Regions from separate parts of the Homo sapiens genome. Here regions 2, 3, 4 and 5 are each linked to region 1. A link is a loop called in an ENCODE intact Hi-C map of the cell type or tissue named here. Cell type or tissue: mammary epithelial cell. All regions are shown on one strand. Region 1 holds the start of LOC105371279 (a long non-coding RNA gene). Region 2 has its middle 30 kb from the start of IRX6. Region 3 overlaps LOC105371269 (a long non-coding RNA gene). Region 4 has its middle 100 kb from the start of IRX5. Region 5 overlaps FTO (FTO alpha-ketoglutarate dependent dioxygenase).

What was found. Peaks named below come from ENCODE experiments on the same cell type or tissue, not always from the same donor. Only the 100,000 strongest peaks of a DNase experiment are listed, where the experiment ranks them.
Region 2: it touches region 1 in a loop (18-fold over the local background); 4 of 110 quality-filtered maps call a loop at or near these places.
Region 3: it touches region 1 in a loop (12-fold over the local background); 7 of 110 quality-filtered maps call a loop at or near these places.
Region 4: it touches region 1 in a loop (4-fold over the local background); 3 of 110 quality-filtered maps call a loop at or near these places.
Region 5: it touches region 1 in a loop (10-fold over the local background); 6 of 110 quality-filtered maps call a loop at or near these places.

Annotation. Positions count from the first base shown.
Region 1 is chr16:55,368,843-55,372,842 of GRCh38, forward strand. LOC105371279 (a long non-coding RNA gene) reads right to left here and starts at 723. Exons shown (of 3, transcript XR_933600.3): 1 at 544-723. In mammary epithelial cell, a CTCF peak has its summit at 2,388; no DNase peak of the experiment used is centred here; H3K4me3 peaks cover 165 bases.
Region 2 is chr16:55,292,382-55,296,381 of GRCh38, forward strand. No RefSeq gene overlaps it. Among named protein-coding and RNA genes, the nearest start is that of IRX6, 30 kb to the right of the region's middle. RefSeq lists an enhancer at 2,996-4,000. In mammary epithelial cell, a CTCF peak has its summit at 1,882 (motif pointing right); a DNase peak (open chromatin) is centred at 2,700.
Region 3 is chr16:53,547,946-53,551,945 of GRCh38, forward strand. LOC105371269 (a long non-coding RNA gene) reads right to left here. Exons shown (of 8, transcript XR_933588.4): 4 at 479-652; 5 at 321-377. Among named protein-coding and RNA genes, the nearest start is that of AKTIP, 47 kb to the left of the region's middle. In mammary epithelial cell, a CTCF peak has its summit at 2,182; a DNase peak (open chromatin) is centred at 2,186.
Region 4 is chr16:55,033,571-55,037,570 of GRCh38, forward strand. No RefSeq gene overlaps it. Among named protein-coding and RNA genes, the nearest start is that of IRX5, 100 kb to the left of the region's middle. In mammary epithelial cell, a CTCF peak has its summit at 1,660 (motif pointing right); no DNase peak of the experiment used is centred here.
Region 5 is chr16:53,944,293-53,948,292 of GRCh38, forward strand. The region is part of intron 8 of FTO (FTO alpha-ketoglutarate dependent dioxygenase); the gene reads left to right. Among named protein-coding and RNA genes, the nearest start is that of FTO-IT1, 93 kb to the right of the region's middle. RefSeq lists an enhancer at 1,665-1,959. In mammary epithelial cell, a CTCF peak has its summit at 1,812 (motif pointing right); no DNase peak of the experiment used is centred here.

The sequences.
Region 1 (4,000 bases):
CATGGACCAAATATTGTCACAGTCAGTCATCGACTGTGCAAGACTCTTTTTGTACCAACCTCATGAAAAGAAATTTTATTTTTAAAGATTGCCTCTCATTACAACAAGTATTACCCCAAACGGTCGAAATAACAAAAAAGAATTTGAAGCCTAGCCAATGACCTGACTGCTTTATACAATATTGATAGGACAACCCCCTGGGCAACAAAGGAATCTGATGGTGCCTCGGTTTTCTTTGTAATGAGATTTGGCCAGGATCAGGAAAATCATGTATTTATTTAAAATGGATACCCTGACTGCTTCTCAAAAGGTTTGAAGTGGCTTGCAAAAACCAACCAACCAAACAAACAAAAAAAGCCAAGATGTTTTAAGACTTAAAAAACGTTAAGAGTACAAAAAAAGAGAAAAGAAATAATCAAATGCATTAGCAGCCCGGGCGAATGCAGCTCCTTTAATTGAGCATTAAACAAACTTAAACGTAGCATTTCCTGTTCCAGAAGCAAGCAGGGCTGAAAACTTGGCTGGTGCACCACTAAAGCTTACCAGTTGTGTTTTCGGCTGGCATCCACTCCAACTGGATGATGCTCATGCTGTATTATATGTTAAATATTGTTATCATTATTCCAGGAGCCAGGCAGAGAATAGGCACTCAATAAATGGCAGCAGTTTTCAGTATTTTTCTCCTGCATTCCCAGCTGCCATATCACCTGCAGCATTCAGTTAATATCTATTTCAAATGCACATAAAATATATTCATGTTTTCCCTTTAAGCATCTGACTGTTAAGTGCCCTCTACCAGCAAAAGGAGGCAAGGACGTGATCTTTCTTGGGGCTCTATTTTCCTCTATAGGAGAAATGAGTACAAGAGGCCACAGCTTAATCGATGTTTACCAAAAATCTGACTTTTTGTTCCTAGCTGGGATTTTGCAACCACATTATAAATAACTTGAGTAACACACGAGGAGGATGCACCAATTCTAGTCCATTGCTGAATAATGTGTAAACACTATATGGAGTTTCTTTCATGTCTGCAAAAAAGGCGGGGGGGGGGCACGTTTCTCTCCTTTTCTCTAATTTTCTTTATATTTAAGTTTCTCACCTCTGGAGGAGTGCATGGAGCTAATTGTGCATTTCCCTTGTGTGAATAAAGGACGGAGTGTCTGCTTTCACTTCAAATTGCTTGGCCCTCAATCAACATCACCATAAATGTGACATATGAATATTAAATCCAAATATTTTATTGGTGCAGATAAATATGATTTGTAAAAAGAGTCAAATTAACAATCCATTACATACTAATGGGCTCTAATCAATAAGTTTAATTTGACTAAAAGGAGAGGGGCGGGGATGGAGGGGGAGAAAAGAGACTCAATTACACCCAAATGGTGCCATTTAAAATTATAAAGGTGACTGACTTCTACAACTTTTCAGCTGTATTCTGACTTGGGGGCTTATGGACCCAACACCGGAGCTGTGTTGAAAGTGAGCATCTGTCTGTGGTTTACACTCATATTTCCAATTATTTTTCTTTAAAATTAACCACTGTAAATACAAAAAGTACTGAGAACAATGCAAACGAACAAGATCCCACAAAACAGAAAGAAAAACGTGTCTTTTAAAAGCCGTATTTGCTCCAGATTAGTTTAGTAAAAATGAAACAATGCACATAAATCCGAAGTTTCTTTTGTCCCGTCTCTATCTTAGCCTTCTCTTTCCCTTCCTCCTTCTCCAGCGGCTGGACTAAATGTTGTATGTTTCCTTCTTGCCTTCATTTCTGTACTTTCACTACATCTAGAGGAATCCAGAAGCCATGGGGAGTAGCACTTGGTGTCTTTGTGAAATTCTACAACTTGCTTTTTCCAACTGTCAACCTAGTTCGTTCCTTTTAACTGTGATGTAGTATTCCACTATGTGATTCTGTCACTTCCTTTATTCTTTTATTTCTCTCTCATTCTCTTACTGATGGATGGTTAGGTTGGATCACCTTACTATAGTTATTCCGACATCAATTAGGGGAAAGGTGCCCAGGTCCCTGATTATTGAAGTAGATTTTAGATCCTTGGACAGATCGCAGCCTCACCTACGGGAAGATCTACATCCCCTCCTCCAGGGCTCTACCGAGGGAGAACCAAGGTAGAAAAGCATGCCTTTCCGGCTGCTGCTTTTGCATCTTATACGGATAGCCGGCTCATGGCAATGTGACTCAAGCTGGCAGGGGTCTTTGAGCATCAAACGTGTCCTCCTTCCCTCTACCTACTTCGGCTCCGGTTTCTCTCCCGAAGCCTAAATAAAGAAGGTAACAGACAACACCTCTATTGGCAGAGGCTTCTGCCTTTTCCGTCAGGCTGGCTGCAGCACATCCGTAATCCTTATGTCAGCCTGCACTCTAGCGTTGCCGGCCCGGTCCAGCATCTGACAGCCGCGAATCCAAAGCTGCCGGCCTCTCGTTTCTAAGCAGCAGCTCACAGCGCCAGCCGCCCTCCCGCAGAAGGGGAACAAAGCCCGGCGGACTAGCTCACTATCTTCTGGGTGGCAAGGAAATCTCAATTATACACCCAAGGGATGTGGTTTGTGAAAAACTAGAAAGAATGTTTAAATTGTGTACGTAAATTGTTTTGTTTTACAAGCTGGGGTAAATCAGCACATTTGCAGCCCATATTTATCTGATCCACTCCATAAGACTCTTTTTGAATGCCTGCCCTTGATGTGGGGTAGATGCCTATGCAAAACATAACCGACCCCTAAATTCAATTAGGGCATTGGGGGGAAAATGGAAATCTTGCTTTGGGGTTAGTCATGACTGCTGAGAACTTCTCAGAATAGTTTCTTGGCTGTAACCGAAGATTGAAATCGAAGGATACGATTTCCAACGGATGCTGAGTAGTCAGAATGTTGGTTCGAGCTAGCCCTTTTAAGAAAAAGATGGTAAGTGAAAGGCCTTCCTCTAATCTGATTTCTGGCTCATTAAAAAAAATTCTTTGTGTCACCCCCAGCATAGGATAGTCAACATTTATTGAGCTGGATATAGTATAATTAATGTTCTCTGTCCCAATAACAATACATGATGGAAGATGGGAATGTATCATTCCATGGGACAAACTTTAAATTGCAAAAAAAAAAAAAAAAAACACCCCAAGGAAAACAATATTTGAAAAGAGAGTGTTTTATTTTTATTCACCTTTTAGCAGGAGAGCACACCCCAGGGATGTGGTTGATGAAGAAGTAGGAGTGTTTAAATTGTATATACAAACTGTTGTGTTTCACGAGCTGGGATAAATCACAGACAGAGGTCATGGTGATCAGAAAAGTTTGAGGTGGTGTGGAACCTAAGCAGGAATAATCTTCTGGCTTTGACCACGGGCTGCTGAACCCTAATCGCTGATAACAGCCGTCGAGCAGCAGAGAAACTCCACTTCATATCGATGTGGCATTTACTTTTTCAGAAAGCCCCCCACTCTGGCCGGCACTTATGGCAAGATAATTAATAGTCCCCTGAGTTATAGATTCCGAGCTAAAGGTAACAGTACATAATGGAAGTCAAGGTCACCCATAATACAGTAGCTTCTATAACAAAGGGGATTATTACTGCAATTACCGTCCTGTTGGAAAGATTTTATAAGTTTTCATCATTTTAATTCTTAAATCTTCCTCTTGCCAGTGAAGTTTAAACTCTCCGATTTATGATGGAGGAATAAAAGCCTCTCTCCTCCCACCACAAAAGCTTTCTCTTTCGGAGCAACCTAGGTGGTTTCTAGTGAGGTCGATGAGAGAAAGACAGCCCTGTTTACCCACGAGGCCTTCAGAAAATCTCCCCAGGCGGGGCATGTCCGCTTCGTGTTGTCCTGTCCTGTGCCGTGTCAGAATACTAAAATACACTCATACCCCTTATGAAGCATAATATTTTCAGCTTAAAATGAGAATGTTTTCTAGTTTTGTTGATAACATTATTATTCATTTGCAGTTGATGGTACTTTTCTTCTCCTCTTGGAGCCAATGATTT
Region 2 (4,000 bases), 76 kb before region 1:
TACTCTGAAAAATAAAGCAAATTAAGGGAGTAGCTGGGGAGGGGGGTTGTTCCTGAGAAAAGGGAGCTAGGTAGGCCTCCAGAATGTGAATGAAACACACATATAGCTGAGGGAGGAGAGTTCCAGGAAGAAAGGCAAGTGCACAGGTGGGAGAGTACTTGGGAGTTTGGGAAAGGCATTCTGAGTGTCTGGAGTGAGGTGAGGCAGAGGGAGGATAGGAAGAGATAGACCAGAGAGGGAGGCAGGCTGCCTGCTGCTATAAGGAGTTAGGATTTTCCTCTGAATGAGATGGGTTTTGAGCAGAGGTGTAACATGATCTCATTTGCATCTTAAATGCCTAATTCTGGCTTCTGCCAGAACAACAGACTGAGGGGCCAAGAGGGAGAGAGGAGGTAGGAGGCCAGGTCGGAGGCTGCTGCAGGATCCAAGCAAGGGCATGATGTGACTGTGACCTGCATAGATGGGCATGGGGAAAAGGAGTCATTTTCCAGATCAATTTTGATGGCAAGCAGAGGGAGATGAGAGACACAGTAGTTAAAGATGACTCTGAGGTTTGATCCTGAGCACCTGGAGGGTCAGTGTGGGAGGTGGAGGTGTGAGGTGGGACAGGGGAGTTAACCTGTGAATCTAAACATCTTCCCATGTTTAAATAAAATGAGGTTATTACTCACATTGAGGGGCTGTTGCGATGAGCAAATGATGTGAGTGAAGGCAGATTTAAACCTAGCTGCATTATGTCAAGGTTAATCTTTACTCCCCTGTCATTTTTACTTGGCGTCCATGCCATATTCTTTCAAGCTTTCTTACCTATTGCTTCAGAACCTTGGTTTCTTTCCAGCAGACAAATCAGAGTAACCCTGGGAGAGTTTTCATTTTACAGATGCCAGGTCCACCCCTCACCTGTGAATGGGAGGTCCTGGCAAAGGCTGTGGGCTTGGGCACTCCCAGGTGTGTCTGCCGTGCACTCGGCTCAAGAACTGGAGCTTGGCTGGGCATGGTGGCTCAAGCCAGCACTTTGAGAGGCCAAGGTGGGAGGATCACTTGAGGCCAGGAGTTCAAAACCAGCCTAGGCAATATAGTGAGATACGTCTCCACTAAAAATAAAAAAATAATAGCTGGATGTGGTGGTGTGTGCCTGGAGACCCCGCTACTTAGGAGGCTGAGGTGGTAGGATTGCTTGAGCCCAGGAGTTTGAGGCTGCAGTGAGCTATGATTGTGCCGCTACACTCCAGCCTGAACAATAAAGAAAGACCTTGTCTCAAAGAAAGAAAGAAAGAAAGAAAGAAAGAAACTAGGGCATTAGAGGGAACAGGCAAATATGTGAAGATGAGACACAGATGAAACACAGGGTTCTAGCTTAGAAGGCTCTCTAATCGTGGAGCCCAAAAGACTTCAGTTTAAATAAATAGTATTAGGTTTATTATTAACTTAATAATATAGTAAGATTCACTCTAATAATAGAGGGAAATTTGAAGAAAGGAAAAATTTGAATATTTTTGATATTAAAAGTGAGGTTAAAGTGATTTTATATGAGAAAAAACATTTTATTGTTGTAAAGACAGTAGACTACATATTGGAATCATGTAGAAAGTCTTAATTTCTGAATATTCAGTAAGAATTGACTAACACTTTAAACAGTGTAAAATAACTGCTTTAAAAGTCATTTGTGTGTATATGTATGTATACAATATATATATCAGTGAATATAGAAAATAGCAGAAATTACTCAAACTCTTATCAGTCATATTATATGTGGTTTTTAAATGTTTGCTTTCGAAGAAGCACAAAGTAAAAATTTACCAACCACTATCACTCCCAAAAGGCAATGGCACGCTGACCTTTGCTATGAGTTTTGAATTGCCTAACTCCTCCACTGGGGGGTAGCATCTTACATTATTTCCTCTCTGACTCTTATTTCCACCTGGAATATGGGCACACAGTAATTTTGAAGGAAAGAGGCAGGGAAGTGTCTTACACGCCTGCAAATTTAGTGAGTCCTCATCCATTTGGAAGAAAAAGAAATAGATGCTCAGAAAGGTTAAGTGACTTGCCGGAGGCCACACAGCTGGAACTGCTCAGAACTGGTGCTGGGACCCAATTTTAATTGCAAGGACCAGTTTGGTAACCACAATGCAAAGTTCCTCTCTGAGTCCAAAGAAATTATTTCAATCTACCATCAAAAGAGTCCTAAAAGATCAGAGGGTCTGACTACTTATGCGAGTCTCAAAATGGTTTTGGAAACTACAAAGCACTATACAGATACAAGGAGTTTAATTGGTAATAAAATTGTATCCTGGCTGCTTCCTATGGTCCTACCAACATTGCAAACTCCTGGAAGAGGAGCTATGCCTTTCCCTTTGCTTAGAGCCCTCCTGCTGGTGCCCAGCACCCAGTGAGCCCCCCAAACATGCTCACTGAATTGTGCATCTGAATTTGTCCCCTCTGAAATCAGAGGAGGCAGAATTAATTCGGTGAGGAGGCAGAATTAATTCGGTTGCACTGTATTATTAATGTTGCTGAGACTGATATCAGTGTTGAATGCCAGAGGAGCATTCCAGCTGCCTGTCTTCTTGAATAGGAAAAGAAAGTGAGATGAAACAGTTTCGAGTTTCCCCAGTGAGGCCCTGCCTGGTGCTGATTCACTGACTTCTGTTCAGTCTCTGCACCAGAGCGTCCAGTGAATTCCAGGCCCCGCGTCTCACCAACACCACCTATGCCAACAGCTGACATGATGGGAGCTTACCAGATGCCAGACACTGTGCTGGGCTTTACATGTGTATGCTTATTTAGTCTTGCCCACACCCCAGGTCTCAGGAACTACCAAGAATCATCCTTATTTCACAGCTGAGGTTCAGAGAGGATAAATAACTAGTCTGTGGTTAAACAGTCACAAGACATACATCTGTGTTTTTAAGCCTGAATTATTAACCAGTGTACCCTCTAACCTCTGAATATCATAGATGAATCAGTACCTGACCAGTTCACCAAACTCTGGACACCAAGTAAGAAGCCCAAAATCCAAAAAAATATATAAGCCAGAAACAAAGCCTAGGAAGGAAGAATTAATACCACAATCTCAACCTCTCTGTCTCTCTCTCTCTCTCTCTCTCTCTCTCTCAGCACAAGATATTTCCTCTATATTTCATAGAATTAGTTTTGTGTATTCTGTTTGTGCACCAGGACATTGGAATGGAAAGGCAAGAAATCACTGTTACCTCAACAAATAACTAATGTAAAAAGCAAAGGACGTCATTTGAGTTATTGAAGTTCAGAAGTATTTCAGGACACATTTACCAGTGAGTTAGGCATCCGCACTCTTGGGAAACAATGCCCAGGTAATTATTTTAAATGAGCATTAATTATGTCATTATTAGAAATGGGGAGAAAATGCAATTTCCTTCTGTCACTTCTTGATATCTTAACTAGAGGAATATTTGCCATGCTATTATAACAAGTCACTGTTCGCATAATGGTGCCCAGGCAATAATACAGAGACATGTACATTTTCATATGAATATATCATGCCTAACTAATGAGATTGCTCATTTCATAACTTCAGTTCCATTTTTATTATTTCATAAAACTGGAAGTCCTTATCCATTTTATGAAAAACACCAAACCTTTGTGAAATTCATTAAATAAGCATAAAAAATTCATTAAACAAGTGAATTGCATTCAGGGCTGCTTTGATGCAAATGCCCTTTAAGCAATGTAAAACTCCATATTGATTTAACCTTTCATGTTCTGATATTTCCATGTGGATATAAAAAAAATTCTTTATTCAGGGAATGAAATTAAGTGCTGATCCCTTGATCTCCGGCTGGGCAAGATAGATTGGTCAATTTAAGTAGCTGCTGCTGATCAGCAAACAACTGAATTTAAAAGTATTAAGCCATGTCGATATTTTAAGTATTGTCACCTGCACATCAAGCAAAGAGAAAAAATTATTATTCCAGCTCAATTAAGTTTGTGTTTGCTGTCAAGCTGACCTTGAAAGGGC
Region 3 (4,000 bases), 1.8 Mb before region 1:
TAAGTCAGTGTATTGAGTCCTTAGACCACATCTCACATCTGAGAGGGGCCAGGGTTTTTTCTAACACCCACTGGATGTAGTTACCACAGCTCTGTGACCTCAGAGGAACCCAGCTTCACCTTATAAGACATGGAGGAGAGGAAAGGGCAAAGTATCTGTGGGCACAAACTGTGGACAGAATGTGGGAACAGGAAAAATAAGCCAGGGGTGATATTAACCATGACAAGTGGTGAGGTTTGGGTGATGAAGATACATTAAAATAATCCTGTCTTTCTTAATCTCCTGAGCCCTTGGTAATGCTCTATTGACTAAATACTTACCAGGTTAAAAACATGTCTTGCTTCCTGCTTTCCTGGAGGCACTCCAGTCTAAATCATCTACAAGGTAAAGAATTTATCAAAAACCATTCTGATAACTTTGACTACCTCCAGCTGGGATGCCCTGCAAAGCTTCCCGAACACCAAGGATCACCACTTACCATCACACTCTTTCTGGAACTGTGAATGCTCTGGGCTCCTGAAGTTAGATTTTGGTTTCAGATGCGATGTTAAATTCTAGGAGGTTGACCCTGGATGGCAACTTGATATATGTCTCAGAGGCCTTGAAGGTACATGCCCTCTTTGATCCAGAAGTTCCAGAGCTAAGAGTGTATCTTAAGAAATGTCATCAGTACAAACCTTATCATTGTTAAAAGTCAGTAATCATGTGTGGCATAAGTAAATTATGGTATGCTCATATGAAAGAATACTCTGTAGCCATTCAAAATCATATAGAGGAATATGCAGTGACATGAAAGAAAGTTCCTCTCCTATGGGTTAATGAAAATTATAGTACCATGTAAAGTTAACAGTGGTCATCTTTGGTTGATAGGATTATAACTGAGATTTTTAAATTCCTTTTTGTCTTGTTTTCCAAATTTTCTGCACAAAGCAAATATTATTTATTTATTTTCAGCGACAGGGTCTTGCTCTGTTGCCCAGGCTGGAGTGCAGTGGTGTGATCATAGCTCACTACAATCTTGAACTCCTGGGCTCAAGCAATCCTTCCGCCTCAGCCTCCCAAATAGCTGGGACTACAGGCATGTGCCATCACACCCAGCTATTTAAAAATATTTTTTGGTAGAGACAGGGTCTTACTATGTTGCCTGGGCTGATCTCAAACTCCTGGGCTAAAGGGATCCTCCCACCCAAACCTCCCAAAGTGTTGGGATTACAGGCATGAGCCACTGCACCCAGGCTGTTGGTGCAGTGGTGTGATCTTGGCTCACTGCAGCCTCAACCTCCCAGGCTCAAGCGATCCGCCCACCTCAGCCTCCCAAGTAGTTGGGACTACAGGTGTGCGCCACCACACATGGCTAATTTTTGTATTTTTGTAGAGATGGGGCTCTCCCGATGTTGCCCAGGAAGGTCTTGAACTACTGGGTGCAAGCAATCTGCCCACCTCGATCCCCGAAAATGCTGGGATTACCGCACCTGACTTCAGCTGGTAACTTTTTAAGTAGGAAAAAACTAATTCCACTTCTGAGTAGGAAAAAAATAATAGAACAGGATAAAAATCTTACTGGCCTTTATGGGACTGACTTCCAGCTTCCACTTTGTCATGAAAAGATTCTATGTTCCTTGTGTTTCTAACTTGTCCCAAACACTATATTCACAGGTTGTCTCGGTTCTTCCTCTCTCACTATTCCTGTGGAAATGTTCCAGACATAAAGGACAAGTAGCAAAAATACCCTCTGATGAGTAAATAATAGGATGCATTCAGATCTGACTTAATTATTGCACTTAACACAGAGCCAGACACGCAGTAGGTGCTAATTAGCTGTTGAATGAATGAAAGAAAATGCAATCTTAGTATTTTAAGGGCTTTTATTTTTTCCATTGTTAAAATAGGGAAAATGTGTTAAAAAAAAAAAAGACATTTAACTCAATTCATAACAAACAGTGGTTTAAAATAGAAATTCCAAACCAATTTTGGCTAAAAGGATGCTAGTATATTCTGAACAGCTGCTGTTGTAGACACAGTCTGAAATAAATAACTTCCAGTGTGGTTCCAAGTCTGTGTTGAATAAACAGCACAGATACAGGAACGAGCTTTATTAGCGTTAATTGCAATGAGTCTGCGCAGCTCAAAGGCCGGATTCTTGCTCACGGCGAAATCTAGCAGTGATGATCCTTCCTCCGGCTGTAGATGGAGCCATAACATTACTAAATACGATCCCAGCACGTGCGTTGGGGGTTTTGTGCTGTAAAAGCCAGATGTTTGGAACTTTTCTGGCTTTAGTTTCTGAGTGTGAACAACCAGAAAACTCAGACCTCTATTTTCTCTGACGCTGACTGGGCTTGGAGAAGCCAAGAGACTCGCTGGGGTGGCTTCAGCTTTCATTCTCCCAGCAATTATCACCTCCTCTCACCTTCTTCTCTGACAATTTCTCTGCTTGAGGGCATCCCGGGGCTGTCAGTCCTGCCTCAGCTGGTGACTTTGTTTAGAAAAATCAGACCTGAATCCAACTTTTCCTCCCATTCTCTTGCCTTCTTTTCACAAAAGCCACTCACAAGCAAGGCGCCTGGGGCTCTCCAGACTTCCTGGGCCAGAGAAGTTCAGGATGGGTTTTCACACCCACAAACGGGGGCCTCTGCGAGCTGGGCGGGCGCAAACTCCACTGTCTCCCCACATCTGTTCTTTCTCCCCCTTCCTGCTCCATCTCTCCTCTTTCTGCACCACCCCAACCTCCCTCACTTCTTTCTTCCCCGTCTCCTCCCTCTTCTCTTCCCCCCTCCTCCACACACACAGCCCTGTAGCCAGAGTCTTGAGACAAAGGCCGTTTCTACATGTGTCTCTGCATGACTCCCCACTGGCCTGCGGCATCTCATCGTGTCACTCCTTCCTCCAAAATATTCCACAGCTTCCTCCCTGCCCTCATTCTGGGGAAGTCCAACCTCCTTGGTTGAGGTTCTAGGGTATAGATCTCCCTTCTGCCTTCCCCAATCCCAGGCTGGGGAGATGAGGCCGACCCAAGCTACCCTGATGCTTCATGCCTCGGGTCCCATTCCTCCTCCACCAGCTGAGATTTTACTCATCTCCCGAGGCCAGGTTACATGCCCCTGCCTCCTTCAAGCAGCCCTCTTTGCTTGCCTCCGGTGGGAATTTCTTTCTCTCTCCTATGGAAGGACTTTGTGATGGCACTTGATGGCATTCTAGATTCGCCTTGGATTCTGATTACTTGGGTGCACATCTGGGTGATGAAATGACGATTTGAAGGTTTCCCCATATGTCCTTCTGCACTGCAGTCTTTCCCGTTCACTCAGCGCATTCTTGCGAGGCTCACTGTTACAAGAGAAGGGAGCAAGGAATTTATACCATGGACAAAGTCTTCTCTTCCCTGGCCTTGGAGCTGCCAAAGTGACTCCATATAGCTTTAGGTGACTGTGTGCCTTGAAAGAGGATGTCGGGCCTGGTGCAGTGGCTCACGCCTATAATTCCAGCACTTTGGGAGGCCGAGGCAGGCAGATCGCTTGAGGTCAGGAGTTCAAGACCAGCCTGGCCAACATGGTGAAACCCTGTCTCTACTAAAAATACAAAAATTAACTGGGCATGGTGCCGTACACCTGTAATCCCAGTTACTGGGGAGGCTGAGACTGGAGAATTGCTTGAACCCGGGAGGCAGAGGTTGTAGTGAGCTGAGATCACACCAGTGCGCTCTAGCCGAGGCAACAGAGTGAGACCCTATCTCAAAAAAAAAAAAAAAAAAAAAAAAGAAAGAAAAGAAAAGGAAGAGAAAAGAAAAGAAAGAGGATGTCTTCACATCCTTGGGCTGGCTAGGAGGAGGGCAGAGGGTGAGTTGAAGAGGATAGGAGTGCAGATGCTGCTGGGTCCTGGAGAAGGTGCCCTGTACATGCCCCACAGACCTAAACCTGGGGGCACTGGGTTGGGAAACCACTGATTCCCAGACAACTTTGTTGGATCTGAGTAGCAAGCTCTGGAGTCTTGCTTCCTGGGTAGG
Region 4 (4,000 bases), 340 kb before region 1:
AACCTTTCCTCTCCCAAATTCCTCAGCCCTCTCATTAGCGGTTGTGTTTGTGGATAATAGCTATAATGAGGAGGCAATAAAAAAATCCAGAATGTGCCGCCCGGCCTCTCCTTAACCCTTCCACGGGGAGCGCCTGCCGGCTCCGGCTGAGGTCTTAATGACTCCGACGCAAACCCAGGGGCCGGGAGTGGGCATTTGTATTACAGCTGGATTATTTAATCCCCATTAGTTAAAAATGCCGGGCCACAGGCCAGGAGCCCAGGAAAATAAGTGGCGACAGGTGAGAGAAAAATAGCCTCCCAGAGGCCTCGGCGGCCACTTCAAAGGCCATGGCCCAGCCAGGTAATTGAGGCCCTAATGGACGCCATGTCCGGGAAACAGCTTGGCCAGAGATGCCCCTCCGTACAGGAAAGTGGACGGGCAGAGGGGTGGGGAGAGGCAGCGCTAGCCAGGCCAGGCCCAGAATGGCCCCTGTAATTAGGCCAGAATGGAGCAAATACCTTTTTTGTCAGGCGCTGTGTGGCGTTCTCATGACTTCCATTTTGGGAGGTGAGAGGAGTGTCTTGAACTAGACGTGAACAGGGCTCGGGAAAAACTGGTCTCTGCACTGCACCAGCCGCCACCCAGATTGGTACTTCAAGGGACGAAGCAATTGTGTGACTGTGTGTTCATGTATGTGTGTTTTCACATGCATGTTTGTGTGTATATTTATGTGTGCTTGTGTGTATGAGTGTGTTTGCACATTATATGTGCTCGTGTGTATGTGTATATTTGTGTGTATGTGCATCTTTGTGGATATATGTGTGTGTGTGTGTAGGGATGCCTTCCTCTCTGTCTCCCTATTTCTTTCTTCTCACATTTGGAATCTCACTGCAAGAAGTTATGGCAGCATCCTGTATCCACTTGCTTCCTTAGAACAGTCTCCCCATCCTTTAGACTGTCCAGTTGAGTTTCTAGAATTCCAGCTCAGGGCTGAAGGCTGGGGTGGTTATTGAGATGGCAGCTTCAATCAGCAGGGTGCCAGGAAGGAGCTCCTCTGCCCTGCAATAGCGATGGGCCGGTCTGGGCCCCAACTGCCCCTCTTGGCAGAATTCACTTATCAGCTGCCCCAGTGCTCACACTCCCAACAAAGGGGCCCCAAGGATCAAGTTGCCCAGGTCCAGAGAAGCAGTAAAGCAAAATGCAGCCATTCCCATGTGCAGGTCCCTGGAGGACCTCCTTCACTTTTGTGCCTCATATTCACAGGCTACTTTGACCATGACTCGTTACATTATTTTTCATTAAGCCAACTCATTTCCTAACTGAAATTTATTTTAAAAAGAAACGTTTCATTGCTACCAGAAATGGAAAAATCAATATCACTTGACATAAATAGCAGATAGTGATAAAAATGAACACAATGAAAATAGCAGGAGATTTTAAATTCCAGCTAGCTACTCTGGTCAGTTCAAGGTTCCACGTTCGAGGCTGGGCTTTCCTTTTGTTGAAAAGAAGCATTAGCAAATGTTAGGGAAGTGTTAAGAAAGTCTAGCACCAATGGCTTTCTTTCTGATGTCATCCAGAAATGAAAGCGCATAAATGTTCACTGCATGGTGATGGTTGGAGTGAATGTCACTCCCAGGTGCTACCCAAATATTCGCTAAGCCCACAGGTGGCGCCAGTGAGCGGTTAAATGACTGGGCTTTGAAATCCCCGCTGCCCAGCACCCCTGGGAAAGCTGGCTGGTTTCTCAAGCTTGGTTTCCTCCTCTCTAAAATGGAGGTAAAACAGGACGTATGTAGGGAGAGTTGAAGGGAATGGAAGGAAAGTTCTGTGCAAAGATGCCACACACGGTGAGCTCTCCATTGGCTCCAAGTTACTTGTGCAGAAGGAGGGCTTTGAGTGCATTCTAATAGTTGAAGTTTCCCAGGCTTGACCGAGAACTCAGTACCAAGTCGAGCTGAGCTGGGTGGGAGTCATGAGACCTTCCCTTGCCTTGAGCCAGGGAGAGAGATGGATGTTGAAAGCAGATAACAGGACCCTGCAGGCTCTTCCTCTCACACACTCACTGATTGCTAAGGTGAGGGGACGACCCCTTTTATAAGGGAGAGAGTTCCAGGGACTGGTGAGGGGTCTCCCCAAGGTCCCTTAGAGATGGGGGTGAGGCGGCTTCCTGCTCAGACCTAAGGCATAACCACTTACATAAGCCAGGCACTCTTTGGAGCATTTATGCAAACATGAACTCACTTAGTCCCAGTGACACTTAGGGACTGTGATAGATAAATACTAGGAGTTAAGTGCTCTTGGTAGCCCCATTTTACAGGTCAGGCTGAAGAACTTGCCCAAGTTCACACAGCTCATTCATTAAGTGTTGGAGCTGGGATTTGAACCCAGCCAGGCTCTGAGCTCTTAACCACTAGGCCAGAGCTGCCTCTCTTCAGATGTACACACATGTGGCCATGGTGTATGTGGTGTGGGTGTGAGAGTGTTGTGTGTGCGTCGGTGCCTGTGTGAGTCAGATTGGGGTGTCTGCAGCTTGGGTCACCTCCAGGCAGCTGGGACCAAAGGAGTTTATTTTACAAAACCAAACCCTGCTCATTTCAGTCTGTTAACATGAAAGCTGCCTCTAATTCCATCTACAAATACCACATTCTCTGAGCTACGATTGGCAGGGGTGACCAGAATCACCCCATTTTGCGTTCCTTTGAGTCACCAAGTGGAGCAGTGGGAGTGTGGCCATAATTCAGGATTCAGCACTCAGATTTCATGAGACAACATCAGGAATGCCACTGTAACCAGCCTGACTCCTCCATGGCACAGGGAGGGGGCCAAGGGTGCAACCCAAGCTGCACGCTGCTGCCCGGTTCCTGCCCGGGACAGGGGGCCAAGGGTGCAACCCAAGCTGCACGCTGCTACCCGGTTCCTGCCCGGGACAGGGGCCCAAGTTGGCGGCCCTCCTTCGGCCCAGACAAGCATTGGCTCTGTCAGAGCTGAGGCTTAGGGCTGACTGCCCACCCGGGAACTGCCTTGCTGCCCTCCACAAAGACAGGGAGTTTGGTTTATAAATATGCACCCAGCTGGCCTCTCACCTTCTCACTGGGATTGGGCATTTCTGTGGCTATAGGACAGGAACCCAGCTGGCTGAATGCTGCCTTTGATGCGAGCCAGAACTGCCTTCGTGCTGGGGGAAGGCAGGCCGGATGCAGGCTCTGAGGCCACGCGCTTGGGGCCCCACTGGGCACTGTGGCCCTGTAGGCTCCTGAAGGACAAGGGTGGAGGAAGCAGGGCCGGGAGTTTAGCAAAATGTATTGTTCTTTTCACTACCTGCAGCCCTGCCTCCGTCAAAGGCCCATATGGTCTCTGTCCTGGACCATCACACCCTTCCCTCCTCCATTCAATCCTCTGAGCATCCCCAGGGCTGTTGTCCTGAAGCCCACCTCTGATCTTGACCCACTTCTAATCTTGAAGCTCCAGAAGCCCATCAGTGCCCCCACCCCAAATCTTTCCTTGCACACAAGATTAAGTAAAAAATTTCTGATCATGGTTATGAAGAGCTCTCCCAGTGCAACTCCAAACTTTATCTCGTAGGTAACTTAGACACTAAGTTGGCCCTCCTAGATGCCCTTGGCTGGGCAGCTGCACCCACTGCCAGCTGCTGTGAATATTGTCCACTAAGGCTCACAGCTGCTGCTCTCTTCAGACATTGCCTTGTGCTGAAATGCCAGGGAAGTTAACCCCTTCTGCCATAAATCACTGCAGGGGAATCCCTGTCTTCGTTCTGCTTTCAGGATACCTAGCCTAAGACAGGAAAAAAGAGAAAGCAAATCCAGGCAGCGGAAATGGGCACACGAAAAGTTTGCTAATTCTGTTTTTTCAAATGGAACAGAATTTGTCTTTTAATTTAATATAGTAAGCATTTATTAAGCATACTGTCATTCACCAGGATATACATGCCCAAATCACTCATCGTATATTTACAGGCATAACATCATATATAGGCATATACATTTACACACACAAT
Region 5 (4,000 bases), 1.4 Mb before region 1:
AAGAAGACAGGCTCTCCTTAAGTGTTCTCATAAGACTCTCATTATGTGCCCAGCGACAGTGAGAAATACTGCTCCATTCCCCAATTGTGTTGGCTACCAGTAGATAGGTAGCTATTTGTCTCAAAGCATGAGTGAGAAATAGGAGAGAAATTTATACGTGAGGATAGGTCATTGTATAAAAGTTGTGCTACCTTCTTTCCATTGTATAAAGTTTGTGGAGGAAAAATGGTTTTCTTTCAGAGTAAATTTAATTAATATGTTTGGGGGCATAGATTCTGAATCAGATTGCCTGGGTTTGAATCTTGGATCCACTTCTATAACTCCAGGCAAGTTACAATTGTGGATTGTAACTAGATGAGTTACTTAACCCCTCTGAGCCTCAATTTTCTCGTTTGTTATTTGCCTAGGGGATGATAATAATAGAACCCATTTCATAGGGTTGATTAAGTGATTAAATGTAAAACACCCAGAGCAAGTACCTGTAACGTATTAGGTGTTCAATAAAAATGACCTATCATGATCTTCAGATCAAAACAATAAAGCCAGGAATAAACCCAGCCACCCTTATCCAAATTGGCCTCTCCTTTGAGAGAATGCCTCATGAAGTAAATATCCTAGCCTCCTGGTAGGGGCCTGATATTGCAAAATTGGTGCAGGGAAGAACACTAGACAGAGTTGGTGCTCTGTGCTCAGCAGTGTCACACAGAATTGACAGGTGGAGGGCTGGACTCCAGTTTGAATCCCATCATTAGTGACTATAGGACTCTGGGCATGTCACAGACACTCTACGCCTTAGCAACTTTATGTAAGAAAGAAGCGACTTGATCTCGATCGCCCCAAAAGTGGGAGGCATCTTCCAGCTCTCACAAGGAGTGGCTCCATACGTGAGATCCCCGGGAGCAGGGAAAAGTGGATGTTACTCCTGATGGGTTTCACTCCTCTACTTCCACTTTCCCTGAAGTCTGCAATTGTACTAATTTTAACAACAATAGCAGCTGACATTTATTGAGAAGTCACTGTGTTCCAGACAGAGTTTTAAATGTTTTATATGATGAGAAAACCGAGGCACAGAGGTGCAGAGTAACTTGCCCAAGGCAACAGCTAGTAAGTAGTGAAGATGGAATTTAAGCCAAGACGGCCCAGGTTGGCCAAGAGCAATAACAAAGCTTTAGTTTTTAATCAACCACTGATACGATTCACTTAGTATTTTAGAGACCTTCTAGGATCCTTCTCAGTGTGGAGATAGGCAGGTATGTATCTTTACATATTTATTTCCTCTGGTACCTAACATGTTTTACACTTTTTAGTTGTGGGTGCATCTCTATAAGGAAATAGTATCCAGCTAATGCATTATCAATCTCCCTGCCATGGATCTTTTAAAGGAAAGTTATCACCTTTATATGCTCTGTCATTTCTTTTATATTGGTTACAGTCTTTTAGAAGGTGGGAGAGTAGGGGTGAAAATTAGAACACCAAAGTTTAGCCTCCAAGAATCTGTAAATCTCTGTAAATCCTCTAAGTCAAGTAATTTTGGGGCTGCGTTAGTCAAGGCTGATTTCAGTGGGTGCCCTTAAGGTGAAAGGGTAGCAATTTATCTACTCCATAATGGGTTAATCACCAGCTGTACAGTTTGTTTATATCTAGGAAACAATTTACCACACATGAAGAGTAGTAATTTTATTCTATCTCAGGGGTATCCCCAGTGTATTTTACAAATTTACTCTGTAATGTTATAGATAAAAGTTTAACTCTGGCTTTCAGTTGAGGAAGTCATGGTGGAGGAGGATGGGGGAAGGGGAAGGAACAGCTCTACTGGCCTGTAGGGGACACTGTTGCATCATTTATTAGAATTTTCCAGTCTATTGTCCCAGGACAAAAAAAACAAAACCAAACAAATCAGAAAACAAAAAAAAATAGTTGAATCACCTTGAAAATGCTTATTAGAATTATTTGAATCGTTCCAATGTGTTTAGAATGTTCAGGACTTCTCAGGTATTGGTCAGACTGTTCAGTATCCATGCGTGAAAGAAATAGGTTAGTGGTTCTTTCTGAGACAGGAGTGTTTGATGGGACTCTTCTGATTACCTTTCTCTCCATAGTCAACTTTGGATAGGGTGCTCAGGACGTTACTTTTTAGTTTAATAAACCTTTAGGTTTAGTTAACCATCTTCATTTTTTATTAAGATATGCTCATATTAAGTTGTTTTGCTTCCAGAATGTATGCTAAATAAATGTCCCAATCCTTGGAAGGGCGTTTTGGAAGTTCCTATTGTCTTCTTTTTATTCTTATATTTTTTTTCACTGAAAAAGTTGCTGTTTACTGAAAAAATGAAGTCATATCTACAAGGAAGGCTTATGTAGGGCCTGGTCTGAACTCCAGGAAGCATATGACCAGATGCTGTGCTACGGCTCTCTTTCCAGACTGTTGACAGCCATTGTATCTGTCCAGGTACCCCATGGCCTGGCCAGCAAAACCTCCACCCCTCTGCCCAGCTCTGGCCTCTTTCCTACCAGAATACGGGCCTGGGAGGCAACTGCAATGAACCCTCGGAAAGCATAGGTTTTGCTAAGGCAGCCTGCACAGTAATGATATTGTTAGCTTGCTTCATTTCCAGTTTCACCATCAATTACGCCATGTGTTTCATCCAGTTGGTGCTACCCTCCCAGTGTTAATTATAACCTACAAGACTGTTACAGTTAATTTTATGGCAAGCATATTGTCTCTTCAAGGCTCCAGAGCAGCTCATAAATTATCTTGAAGGTAAAATGTAACTTGGGGAACTAGTTATGAAAATTCCATCCATCTCGCTTAGGAGCTGCAGCTGCTACTGTCAGCTGCCTTGCTGCTGCACTGTGAAGGAATTATGGTGGGTCAAGTTTAAGAGGGTAGGCCCAGGCTGTCACTGAGGAGAAAGGCTGTCCTGGCCCTGTCAGACAAGTACCTTCTGCCAATCCCTGGTGGTTTCACTTTGCAGGCAGGAAGAGGCAGGCAGCGCAGGTGGATGGTCCCCAAGCTGTCTGTATTCATTACTTTACAGAAACTTGTTGTAGGTAGGCAGGTCCAGAGACCTTTCCTCTTCTCTGTTGTCATGATGTTAGGCATCATCTGCAAAGTGTGAGATAGATAACTCTATAACTAACTCTGGGCTTGGTTCAGGAGAGGAGGAGAATAAGGGGGCGGAAGCTATTAGTGGCAGCACTTCCCAGCCACCCCTTACTGGTCTCCTACTTGGTAATTTCTATCTTGCAAAAGCCCCTGGCTTGAACGAGCATTTTATTTGTGGTGGTGATTTTTCATATAATCTGATAAAGCGAGATTTCACTGTGGACGAATGTACTCGAAAATTGCCTACTAAATAAATTAACAGGTTATCTTATTGGGATAATAAACACACTCCTTTTCTATTTCCTCACACGAAGTCTAAGCTTTACATTTCAGCCCTCGGGGCTTTAGCATTATTATTTTTAATGACTGAACACAAGTCTTTCATTTAGCTTGTTTGTATAGTTACTGTAAATGATCTTTCTGCTGTTGGTACTTCATTTGAAATTCTGCATGTTATGCTAGCTTTAAAAGCTTTGAGGGGGCCTTGGAGAATTGGGAAGCTGTATTAAGCACAGCATCTTCTAGTGGCATTGGAAACGGGCTATGGCAGAAAAGTCAGAGAGGGTGTGTTAAGAAAGTACGCCTGCATGTATAAATCAAAGTCTGAGTTTGAGTGACGCGTACACAAACAGTGGTGGTTTCGGTGGCAGGTTGAGAACTCGCCATTGTAAAGTAAGAGAGCCATTCCCTTAGCTGGTGATTTCTCCTTGTGTGTTTCTGAGCACTTTTATTGCATTCACACATCTACTAGTTTTTGTACGAAGAGTGCCTCAGATCATTACACTGCGGCTGTATAAGAGACCTGGTTTGGAGGGATTTGAAGGACACATGGAATAGTGAATTCATGTCCAAAGAGGCACCGGGCTTTCTGAAGGAAGTATTCGTCTGAGCTTT